Regions from separate parts of the Homo sapiens genome. Here region 2 is linked to region 1. The links are chromatin contacts, found by Hi-C or POLR2A ChIA-PET in ENCODE. All regions are on one chromosome and are shown on one strand. Each heading gives the region's core, a stretch centred on a gene start or an enhancer-like site at or near the end of the contact. The rest is flanking DNA. Distances are from core to core; before and after follow the strand shown. Region 1 overlaps SLC38A4-AS1 (SLC38A4 antisense RNA 1). Region 2 has its middle 53 kb from the start of PCED1B-AS1.

Region 1 (5,849 bases), core at 1,264-3,763:
ACCAAACCAAGCAAACCACGGGGAATGGAGGTAGGTGAATAGCGCCAAAGAGAATGATGGCTCACAACACTTCTAAGCATGGTGCATATATCAGTTCATTTAAGCCTTATGATGACCCTATGGGGTCAGTACTATTATCGTTATTATCCCCAACTGAGGCACAGAACAACTGTGTGACTAAGCGACTGTACTCAATGTCACACCACTGTTAAGTGATAGAAGTGACATTTTAACTCAGGCAGCTGGATCTGGAGTTTGTCCTCTTAACTACTACATTAGCAATTCTCAAACTTTTGGTCTCAGGACCCCCTTGCAGTCTTAAAAAGTATTGAGGACCACAAAGAGTTTTGTTTATGTGGACTATATGTGTTGATATTTATAGTAGAAATTAAGACTAAAAACTTAAAAGATAGTCAATGTATTTAAAAGTAATAACCAACTCACAATATGCTAATATAAATGACATTTAAAAGTGAAAATAGCTATGTTTCTCCAAGTGCAAAAGGTTGAGAATGGCATCGAAGAATGAAGAATCAAAGAATGGTATCATTTTATAGTTTTGCAAACTTATGCACCATACTGTACCTCTTTTGGTGTGACAGTGGTTAAGAAAAGAGGAAATGAGAGAGACTAAAAGGTACAAGTGAGGGGAACTCAAGACCTGTCTCAGTGAGCCCCTCACACTCTTGTATGAGGAAGAAATGATAACTAAAGAATCGTCTGTAAAGTGTACAGCAGCATCTGGATTTTCATGCCTGGTTTAATCTTCGATAGATTGTCTGGATTCATTCTCTCTCTGTGTGGGTGTGTGTGTGTATGAGCATACACACACATATTTGAGGTTAGGTAAAAAACTTTGTCATAAAATATATGTAAACTGGAAAGGATTTTAGAGATTATCTGACAGTTCTTTTTTTATGGATGAATGCATCTGAGGCCAGACAGGAAAATGACTTATTGCTGGTTGAATTGCTGATTAGTGGCTGGATTGGAGGTAGAACCCAGATCATCTGCCTCTTCATTCTACTCATGTCCTGTCATGGAAATTAGTCAATCCAATTATTATTATTATAGAAGTCTGTTTTCACCAGAAAGTTTGTGAACTGACAACCGTAAAATCTGTGGTAAATTCACAGGCTTCATCAATGACACTATGAAATATTGACCCTCAGCTTCCCAGATTGCAACTCCCCAAGTCTTGGTCTGTTTGCTGTTAGGATTTGTTACAACTTCTTCCTTATTGCCTTTTGTTACACAAGCAGTGCTGAATATGGGCTGGATATTGGAAAGAGGGCAAGAAAATGAGAACCCACAGTTCTGTGACGTGACAACACTGATTGGCCAGTCACTGTTATCTGCAGGATGTGCTTTTCTTAAGGATGAACATATTTTGGTCCACAAGTTTCCAAGACAAGCACATTCCTGCCAACATGATCCTTGGACAAACTGTTCTGGAATTTGAACTTGCTACTGGAAGAGGGTTAAGTCCAGGACACACACACACACACACACACACACACACATTTCAGTGGGGGGCAAGCCATAGTTGGTTATGTTAGCACCTCATTATACAACAGTTTCAAGATAAAGTGATTCCAGATGTGCTCTCAGTAAGTACCTAGTACTTATGTTTTTAACCCATTAGGCTAAAAATCTACTTTCAGAATTTTGGGGAAGCCAGAGTTAGTTAATTAACTAGTCATTCCTAGTTACTTCATAAAGTTGATTCTAAGTCGACTATAATTTGCAGTATGTTTCATGTTAGAGGATACCCATTATAACCATATGAAACATACATATTTATAGACACATATATGTATTTTCACACAGACTTGCCTTTGACAATGATTAGAAGTTCATCTGAAGTACTGGTTTAATGATCATTAGGTTCCTTTGTCCCGGAAATTTCATTTAGAAACATTAGGAAGATATATATCTAAGAAGTAGTATTCTAGTTTCTTCTTATTAATGAAGCTGCAGTGATAGTCATTGTGATTCTGAAGCATAAATTTCATGAGTAAGTCCTGGTTAAAAGGCTCCCTCCCTTGTTTAAAAAACCAAGATTTGAAATTTTTTGCTTTGTAACTTAAATTTACAAAAAAGAGTTAAAGAGAAAAGATGATGAATGTTTTCCTTGATAATTCATATTATTGTTAGGAATATGGAATTTTTGCATCACTTGGCCCTAGAAGGTGGAGAGCTAAAGGTGAACATTTCATTTTGCTTTCAAATATTTTAAATTTGTCTGCAGAAATTATGTTTTCTGCTGAATACAATGGAAGCCTTCTTAGCTGGTCTTACTTGAGAATATTGCATCTTAGTATGCTCTTTTGATTTTATTTTGCTCTACAGTAAATTTTTAAAAATTTAGGTATGATATCTGGCATCAAGGACAACACCATTTATTTGCCAAAGGCTGTAACCTAGGGCATTATACACTAAATGGGAATATTGGCAAACATACTGTTCAGAGGTACCTGTTGTGCTGTAGGGCAGTACCTACAGCAAAGCAGTCTGGGTATGATGGACTCTGGATCCAGACTGTTTGGTTTCATTTCGCTTCTGCTTTTTACTAGCTGTGTGCTTTAATTTCATGAATGTGAAAGATAAATAATAACTCATGAAGATTTAGTTAAGTCTGAACTTGTAAAGGAAGCACTTAGAACCATGCCTGGCATATGTTAAGTACTTCTCAAGTGTTAGCTTAAACAAACAAACAAATCTCAAATTTTGTCTTTGTCATGTCAGAGAGGCTAACATCAAGTGATGGCTGAAGCAGCAAACAGCTAGTTAAATTTAAAAGAAAAATGATCTTTGGGATTAATCCTATCTTGTGAAAAGTTTTCTAGAGCTTCCATCCAGCTGTGGCTAAAGCTAGAGGACAAGAAGGTGAGGAAAGTGTGGCAGAGTGAATGCCATTGATTAAAGAAAGGCCAGGACCTTGCTGTATAACAATTGTTTCTATTATTTCTATTTTGAGAGAAAGACCCTTGATGTTACCCGTCAGCAGGAGATGGATGGTAGTCTTTGTGTGGATTGACAAACATTGGTAGTTTAACAATGTGAAGGGCTTCCTTTGCAGGAAATGAAAAAGTTGTGATTTTCCATAAGTCATTTAGAGAGTCACTATTGAGCCAGCCAGGCTGGGCCCGCTAGTCTATACAATGGTTTTGTGACAATTAGCCTTGTGCTGTTGCAGCATTTCAGACTCATGGAGCGTTTTGCTTAGAAGACCTCTCTTCCTTCTGGCTGACACAGCCCCATCCCAGGGTGCAGGGCCTGATAAGTGGAGTACAGGCTGGATTTCAGCCCTAACCACCCGCTCCCCCCAGGACATGGTACAGTACACAAATGGCACATTGAAGGTGGTAGCCATGAAGACAGGTTTTTGAATTTTACTTTCTGTTCTTCAGCTCAGGAAATATGTTGTTTATTTTTGTTTTTCAGTCATAGTCTACTTCAATAGCTGGAACTGGGGAAGAGATGGTTCAGTATTTTTTGTCATTGAATCCAATGGTTGATTGTTAATTATTACTTAAGATAATCCACAAACATCCTGCTGACAGTCCAAGACTGTTTTCTATCAGAGGTTTTATGAAGCCACTTAATTTAGGGTTAAGGTCCTGCTGAACCTTACAGGAGTCTAAAAGCAAGGAGAAAGGCATCAGAATATCACACCCTTTTAGCTATAAATCATATTTCTGTAATGCTGTTGCTACTTTTTTTCTATGTGCTCTTGCAATTTAAGATGATGCATTTTATTTCCAATGGTTTGCAATCTGTAACTGAAAGACAGAATGCTCGGAAAAGCCTCTGGCTAAAAACCAGTCTATTGACATAGAATCATGTCAGGAGTGGCCCCAGGAGATTTGTGGGTTTTGGCCTGTCTTGTTTCTCATCCAATATTTCTTTTCAGTATTATCACAGTTAAATTCCTCATTGGATATGCAATAGATTAAAATCACATTAAAGTTTGGACTTAAATCAAGCATAGCAAAAAATGATTCTTTGACATTAGCTCCCAAGATTCTTCTATTATGGTTTCAGTGGTCCTGAACTTTGGAAGATGCTGATCAGGTAATAACTGTTCTGTGCCCTACAAGGAGGATGCCACCTGTAAAAAGGCACTGAGAAGTTTTATTGTCTCAAATATATTTATTCTGATTCTTAAGAAAACTTGAAATAACTTGTGTTGTTTTGTTCTTATTTATTTTTGTTTAGAAATCTTTAATTTTCCTTTCCCTGCCCTGAGTCTTTCCCATTCTGAAATGAGTACAAACTGCTTTTTAGCTCACACATAGGCTCTAGAAACAGTTATTTCGATTATTAAATTTTTATCTGACAGTAAGTAACATGCACTTAATACATTATAGTTTATAAAGTACTTTTTCGAATGCATTACACATTTAATATCATGATGTTTTGAGATGGACATTAAAATTTTCTCCTTTTCTGCAACCTGGGAAACTAAAGCTCAGAGATCCGCATACTGTGCTACCCAAAGAATATAGGAAGAGAACCCGACTTTTTACCTTTTATTGATTAAAAAATGAGACGTGTCCTCACAATTTCCATGTGATTAACCAGTCCTAAAATTATAAGACATCCTTTCCTCACTTAATTACATGTAGTGTTGTTGCGGGACTTTTCCTTAGTTCAGCTGAAGATGGGGTTCTTGTCACAGGGCATTGAAAATTTAGGCTCGCAGACAATTTAAAGGGTGACTAAGGCAGGGTTTTATTGGGTGAAAAGGAAGACAAGGGGAAAGGGAGACTATCAGCAAGGCGAAAGAGTGTGCTTCTTGCCCCTGGGCTTCCTGCCTTGCAGATTGAATCCCAGGTTTCACCCAGAAAGAGGAGGGGCCAGGCTCCTCCCTGCAGACTTCTGTGGCTCCACCCCAGTGTGCAGGCCTGTAGGGGTTTTGCCGAGTAGCCTTTCCCACGTGACTGTCTCAGTGTAGTACATGTGATGTGGCCTAAATTGGGAAATACCTAAATTAGTAGCTACCTGTGAATTTGTCCTAACTTAGAGAATCTTTTGAAATGACTTAAAATTCTTTGGGTTTTCAGCTCAGACCACACACACACACACACACACACACACACACACACACACACGAATTAACAACCCTCAAGCAAAATTAATGGTAGTGCATCTGCAGCTTTTCAAAGTAATTGGAGAACCTTGAACCCCAGCTAATTTGACATTTTCACCTTTTCTAACTTTTTTTCAGAGTGTGTTGACATTCAGGTCAATTTTGAGCTGCTTTTAAGAGTACCCAGTGCCTAGTATAGTATAGGCATTTAATGCCTTTCAAATAAATGACTGAATTGTTCACTATATGGGCAAATGACAATTTGTAAATAATATCCCTAAATGCAGAGTACCTAAATGCAATACAAATAGTAGTCACATTATGTTTATTGTTTTAAACTAGAAGGTTTTGGCGTAGTCTGAAATGATATTATAGAAGGAGCAAGAACTTTGGAATCTGAAAAGATCTAGAATTGAATCTTTACCTTAACATTTACTGCTGGTTACTACACCTTCCTTAGGCATTCCACACAACTTCTCTGATCTTCAGTGTCTTCACCTGTAAATTTGGGATTATATTATCTACCTTACAACATCTCTGGGAGGACCATCTAAATTAATATATGCAAGGTACCCTGCACAATGCTTAATTCATAAAATGTGCTCAAAGTTCATGCATTTTTAGAATTTGTGTATACAACTTTGTAGCCAATTAACAGAGCCCCCAAGTAACAGATTGTGTGTTTTCTGATTAACCTTTGTATATAAAAATCCAGCTGTATAATCTGTAGTATAAAAGACCCATGGTGATAGTA
Region 2 (5,681 bases), core at 940-3,439, 880 kb after region 1:
AGTTATATAGAATCTGAGGCGCTCCTAGGGAGAAAAAATCTGAACCACATACATCTGAGGGGACTAGACATGTATGCTTGTGTTCAAATCATGCCAGGTGGTTCCAAAGCAGCCAGATTACAGGAAGAATGATGGGGATGACCATGGAAGAATTCTGCACGAGGGAGGAAGGTCTTGCCTTGGGAGCTAGGGATGACAGTGGTTTCAGGAATCATAAGGAAACAACTGGAAGTCAATCTTACTGACACTGAAGTACAGCAGGCCTTTACTTCCAACAGCAACATCATATGGTAGGATTCCAACTGCATGAGCAGACATTAATTTTGGTTAAAGCATCTGGCCATTGAGAATAATATTCTAGCTCAATGGCACCACTGTAGTCCTGTTAGGTGAGACAGAGTGCAGTTGGGAAGTAAGCAATAAGCAGGGCTGATCCATGGACACATGTGGGATCAACTGGCGAGTCCCAGAAATTGCTAAGGAGGGAAGCATTGTCTCACCAGCTCAGTCCACACACCCCTACCTTTAGGCCTTCTCTGTTACTATAGCATATTTAAAAAATCATAAATCCAGTTCCGAAAGAATTGATGAATAATGTTAAAGTCTCTGAAGGAGGGAGCCACAATAAATGGCACTCTTCTTGCTCACTTGCATCCTGAACAAGTTGAAGAAATAAAACAAAGGTAGAGCAAATGGGGATCACCTTTGTTACCGGCAGAGGCCAGGCTAGAAGACTAGGTTTTAGGTCTGGTGGTCAAGTGGGCTAAAATCAGACAGACTTGCCCATAGTCAGGCATTTGCTAGGCTAGAGCAGGCCTGCCCAGGCAAGACTTGCAATACAGAGAGATACTGTGCATTCTTGGAATGCCCACTCCTAATAGGAAGCAGCAAAGCTGACCCAACATGCTCAGCGATTCTTCCAAAATTACCATCCAATTACTCACTCCAGAGCCCTAGGGGTGGGATGAATAAAAGGGCTAAGGGAAACAAAACATGTGCTTGGAGAACTCCCTCGTTATAGAAACCAGGAGAGGAAAAAAGGTACGTCTCCTCTGTATTGATCAGGGTCCCATCAGGTTATTAAATAGAAGATATTAAATACGAAGAATTAATTATAAAGGTGTTAGAGGAGCTAAAATAGTCACTAGGGTAGATGAGGCATCCCAAAGATTAGCAAGTGGGAAGCCACCACCCACCCTTAAGACTGGAGAGACAAAGGAAGGATCTGGGGGTCCCTTGATAGACACTAGCATTATAACAGAAATATTCAGGCAAGAGCTGGAGCCACAGAGGAGGGCAGCTACTGCCAGATATGCCTCCCATGGCAGAAAAAGAGGACAAGAAATACTTTGGCTTCCCCTTTCCTCCCAACCTCCAATCTCCAACAGTACCTCTCGCTGGTTAAGTGAGGCTAAAACAGGTGGTCAAGAGAGCCTGGGTATCATAGCTTGCAACAGTCAGACATACAGAGCAGACACAAAGGATGGATCTGGAGGCAAACAGTCAAATAACCAGCACAACATTTAACCAGGCAGAGTTTTGTTGCAATTTTGTTTGTAGACGAAAGAGAAATTTACATATCATACACCCAAACCTTTCTAAATGTCTCATCACCACTTTTTGAAATTTCTCTCCTGCAGCAGCTGCTATGTCGTTTTGTTTGTTTGTTTTATTTTTTTGCGATGGAGTTTCACTCTTGTCGCCCAAGCTGGAGTGCAATGGCGCAATCTTGGCTCACTGCAACCTCTTCCTGTCTCAGCCTCCCAAGTAGCTGGGTTTACAGGCGCCCGCCGCCACGCCCAGCTAGTTTTTTTGTATTTTTAGTAGATACGGGGTTTCACCATGTTGGCCAGGCTGGTCTCGGACTGCTGATCTCAGGTGATCCACCTGCCTTGGCCTCGCAAAGTGCTGGGATTACAGTCATGAGCTACCGTGCCTGGCCAGCAGCTGCTATGTCTTGCTCCATCTTTCTTCCCCACCTCAGCTCTGTCTCCATTCCACTGGCTCTCTTCTGCTCCCACCATTCTCTGAATCCCCTCAACAAAAGCCTTGTCCAAAAGCCTGGGGAACTACAGTTTACTCCCTCCTCACCCTCTCTATCAACAATGACTCTCCTAGGGACTCCCTCGGTGACCACTCAGAGCTTTGAGATTAGGTAAACAGTGTTAATATGACCAACTTGGAACTTGCAGCTTAGTCAAGCCTGAGACAGTCAAGTTACCCAGATAAGGATAGACCATGCACCTACTTAAAATAACAGCATCAACAGGAGTTCTTCTGCTTCCCTTCCTGTTTCAAATTATAGCAATTGACCACTTAGTTACATTGGTTAATGCCCAAGACAAAAATGCAGCCCATCTCTTCCCCACCTGGCCTGCATATATGTTCATTTTGCATTTAGCAGAACTGAAAGGACTTCTTTCTGTTTTATTTTCTTGTAACCACAGAATTTAAATATCTACTGTTTTGTTTGTGGGCTCACAAAGAGGGTGAAAATCATTGCTATTTTATTTCAAACAAAATAAAAGATTACAGTCTTCCAATTAGAATAGGACTTAAAACATAGTAAGAATTTAAAAGCCATGTGCTGATTCATGGGAAAACATTAAGACACAGATGGGTTACACGATTTACTCAAGGTCATACCACTGAAGCAATGACTTTATTATCAGAACTATAAAGAACAACACAAATATTTACATGATTAATATTTTGTTGATAGTAATGGGGCTAGAATTAGAATATGGATTTTACGCTGCTCCAATCCCTGTCTGCTAACTCTGTTAGACTGTGTTTCCTACACACTGGAATTGCAGGATAGTTGCTGGATGTTCAGGCTGTGTGGTCGTGTAGGCATGGGTACAAATCCCAGCTCTGCCACCTGTTAGCTACGTGACCTTGGACCAGCCCCTTAACATCCCTTAGTTTTGTTTTTGGATCTAAAAAATGGGGTATGTACCTTCCGCACTAAGAGGGATAAGGGTTCAGTGAGATGATGTATGTTGTTGGGGAGGAAAAATTTTTCCTCTACTCTCTTCTTTTGCTGGGGGCGTGCAAATTAACCTAACAAAAGACAGACTAACAAAAGAGCAGACACAAAATTTTTATTAATATTTACATGCACAGGAGTTCACAAAAAAGGAGTGAAACTCAAAGAAGTGGTTAGACTCTGGTGATGGGTTGTTCTTCCCTTACTGGCACAGAGGAAACACCTTCACAAAGGCAAATTTGTGCCCTGCTTTTAGTCAGATAAGGGGAGAGGAAAGAACTCTTTCTGCATCTGTTGATTCTCAATTGCTTCCAGCTGAAAATAATCCTTACACTAAAGTGGCATATTTTGGGGTGGCATATTCTGATCCCCTTCCATGTAAAGTGCCTCAGCACCAGGTCTGATTAAAGTTAAGTGCTAAATAGCCCACTATCATTAGAAAAGTCTGTGTCCCCACCTTGTAGTAATAAAGCTCAGACACAACAGGATGTCATAGGAAGGGAATGAGGCATGTTTTTCTTTTCTCCAGTTTTTCTGCCTGGGCTTCCCTGCAAGTAAGATTATCTACATTTAAAACATATTTGATCGGCCAGGCGCGGTGGCTCACGCCTGTAATCCCAGCACTTTGGGAGGCCCAGGCGGGCAGATCACGAGGTCAGGAGATCGAGAACATCCTGGCTAACACAGTGAAACCCCATTTCTACTAAAAATACAAAAACAAAATTAGCCAAGCGTGGTGGCGGGTGCCTGTAATCCCAGCTACTCGGGAGGCTGAGGAGGGAGAATGGCGTGAACCCGGGAGGCAGAGCTTGCAATGAGCCAAGATCACGCACTGCACTCCAGCCTGGGCGACAGAGCGAGACTCCGTCTCAAACAAACAAACAAACAAAACAAAACATATTTGATTCACCTTAAATGGCTACTCATATCTGTCCTTTCCTCTGCAATGCTCTGCCTTGATCCTGGTCCAGGTTTATCTGGCATAGACTGCCCTCTGTCCAGCTCCTGTCTACCCCTCCTGGATCACAAACCAGAGAAAATGCAGAATCTTTCATGGGCTCCCTACTGCCTTCAGTGTGAAGCTCAAGTGCAAAGCCCAGCACCATCTATTCTGTACCTAACTTCTTAGTCTGAATCTCTTCACCTCTTTTCCCCAACCCCGAACTAATGGCTACCACTGACTCAGGGGAGCCTTCTCCTGCCTTCATGCCTTTGAATGGGGGGTATCGCTGCATGAAGCTCCTCTCTCCCCTTTACCCACTCAAGAGTCACTTACTCTTGGTAATATTTCTCAGTTGCCCTGCTTCACCCCTATTCTCTCATCCTGGCCAAGTTAGATGCCCTTCTGAGTCCCCTCTTCTCTACAGAATTTTAATTGTGCATTTTCTTCTTTGTCTCTGCCTTTAAGTTATGAACACTTTGAAGAAAGGACCATATTTAGTTCATCTCAGAATCCCAGTGCCCAGCACAGACCTGGCATAGGGTAGGCACTCCTTAAATACTTACTGAATGAATTATGCCATTTAGTCTGTCTGTGGTGGCACTGGAAACCCACAAGAATTTAACAGCCTCGTCTCTGTCTGAAGTTCAGGGCTTCTGTAAAGAATACGTGATGGAAAGAGGAGGTGACTAATAGTGATTCTGCAAAAATATGTAGGTAAAAGGAATGGCTGTAAATTAATGATGAAATAACCTTCCTAAGTTTCCTTGTGGAAGATATATGTTAATTCCCCAAATGTATGAGCATCTGTGTATTTTTGTGGGGAATATACAGTGTCTTTTCTAACACTGAGATGCTTGAAATGGGGTTATTTCCCTTCCAAATGAAAACCAATTAAATAAATTATATTTTTTCTGTGGTGCTTACAAAGTGTGGGAGTTGTCACCAAACATTACTAAATGTTCTAATTTAGTCATAAAAGGGCTGAAAGATGTAGCATAATTATAAGTCCAAAGTAAGTTGTTCTAAATATTTTATCATGTTCAGCATATGCTGTTAAAAAAAACCTCAGACTATAATTGTCAACATTCGATTCACAAAAAGTAAACAACAGCTGAGTATAATGGGATGATAAAGAATCTCTCCATAATTCCCGACATATGGCAAAGAGTATGTCCATTTTGAAGTGGAAGATGGTCATGTTTATCAACTGAGCCATTTTCTTTGTTTGAATCCTTCTAATCAGAAAAGTTCCCTAGAAACACTAGGAGCATTTTCCTGAGCAGATGAGGGAAATGAAAAAAAGCTGTATGGCACAGTTAGATCTCAGGCAGGAGGAATTTAGAACTCACAATGGCAATTGAAAGAGGCTGGGTAAAGAAGGCCATATATTTCTGTAAAAGCAGTCATTCCAGGGTTAGTATACATGAAAAACAAGTGCGTGCTTCGTGGGGAATGTATGGAGAAATTTCTACGTATCAGTCGTTTCTGTGAACAAGCTCTGATGGACCCAGCCAGTGTCACATCCTGCCATCATGTAGATTCATTTTAAATGCACGGACACTTAATCGTTTCTAGGGAAAGCCAGTGGGAAGCTGCTTGAAATTTCTTTTTCTTTATAAGATGTTTTGCACATGGGGGCTTTCAGCTCAAAGGAGATACTTACAAACCATTTATCTTCAGAGTGAAGCAGTAGAAGTGGGAGAGGCATCCAGGCACTGTTCTAACCAGATACTTCAAAGCTGCCCAGAA

What was found. Hi-C counts contacts between places; a loop is a spot of excess contacts on that map. ChIA-PET counts read pairs that join two places held with the same protein, here RNA polymerase II (POLR2A). Pooled maps may share reads with other maps.
Region 2: a loop to region 1 is called in a pooled map, with 4 times the contacts of the local background. The contact joins two enhancer-like sites. A Hi-C loop is called at or near these places in 1 of 37 single-sample maps with no recorded cell type and 2 of 50 pooled maps. POLR2A ChIA-PET finds 5 or more read pairs at or near these places in 1 of 52 experiments (activated T-cell).

Annotation. Positions count from the first base shown.
Region 1 is chr12:46,387,943-46,393,791 of GRCh38, forward strand. It overlaps SLC38A4-AS1 (SLC38A4 antisense RNA 1), which reads left to right. Exons shown (of 4, transcript NR_125380.1): 2 at 1-30. Among named protein-coding and RNA genes, the nearest start is that of SLC38A4-AS1, 7.2 kb to the left of the region's middle. Within about 2 kb of position 2,514, at least 8 of the 41 ENCODE cell types and tissues checked have a DNase peak (open chromatin) inside an H3K27ac peak, as active enhancers do.
Region 2 is chr12:47,266,887-47,272,567 of GRCh38, forward strand. No RefSeq gene overlaps it. Among named protein-coding and RNA genes, the nearest start is that of PCED1B-AS1, 53 kb to the left of the region's middle. RefSeq lists enhancers at 1,520-1,569, 3,910-5,109. Within about 2 kb of position 2,190, at least 3 of the 41 ENCODE cell types and tissues checked have a DNase peak (open chromatin) inside an H3K27ac peak, as active enhancers do.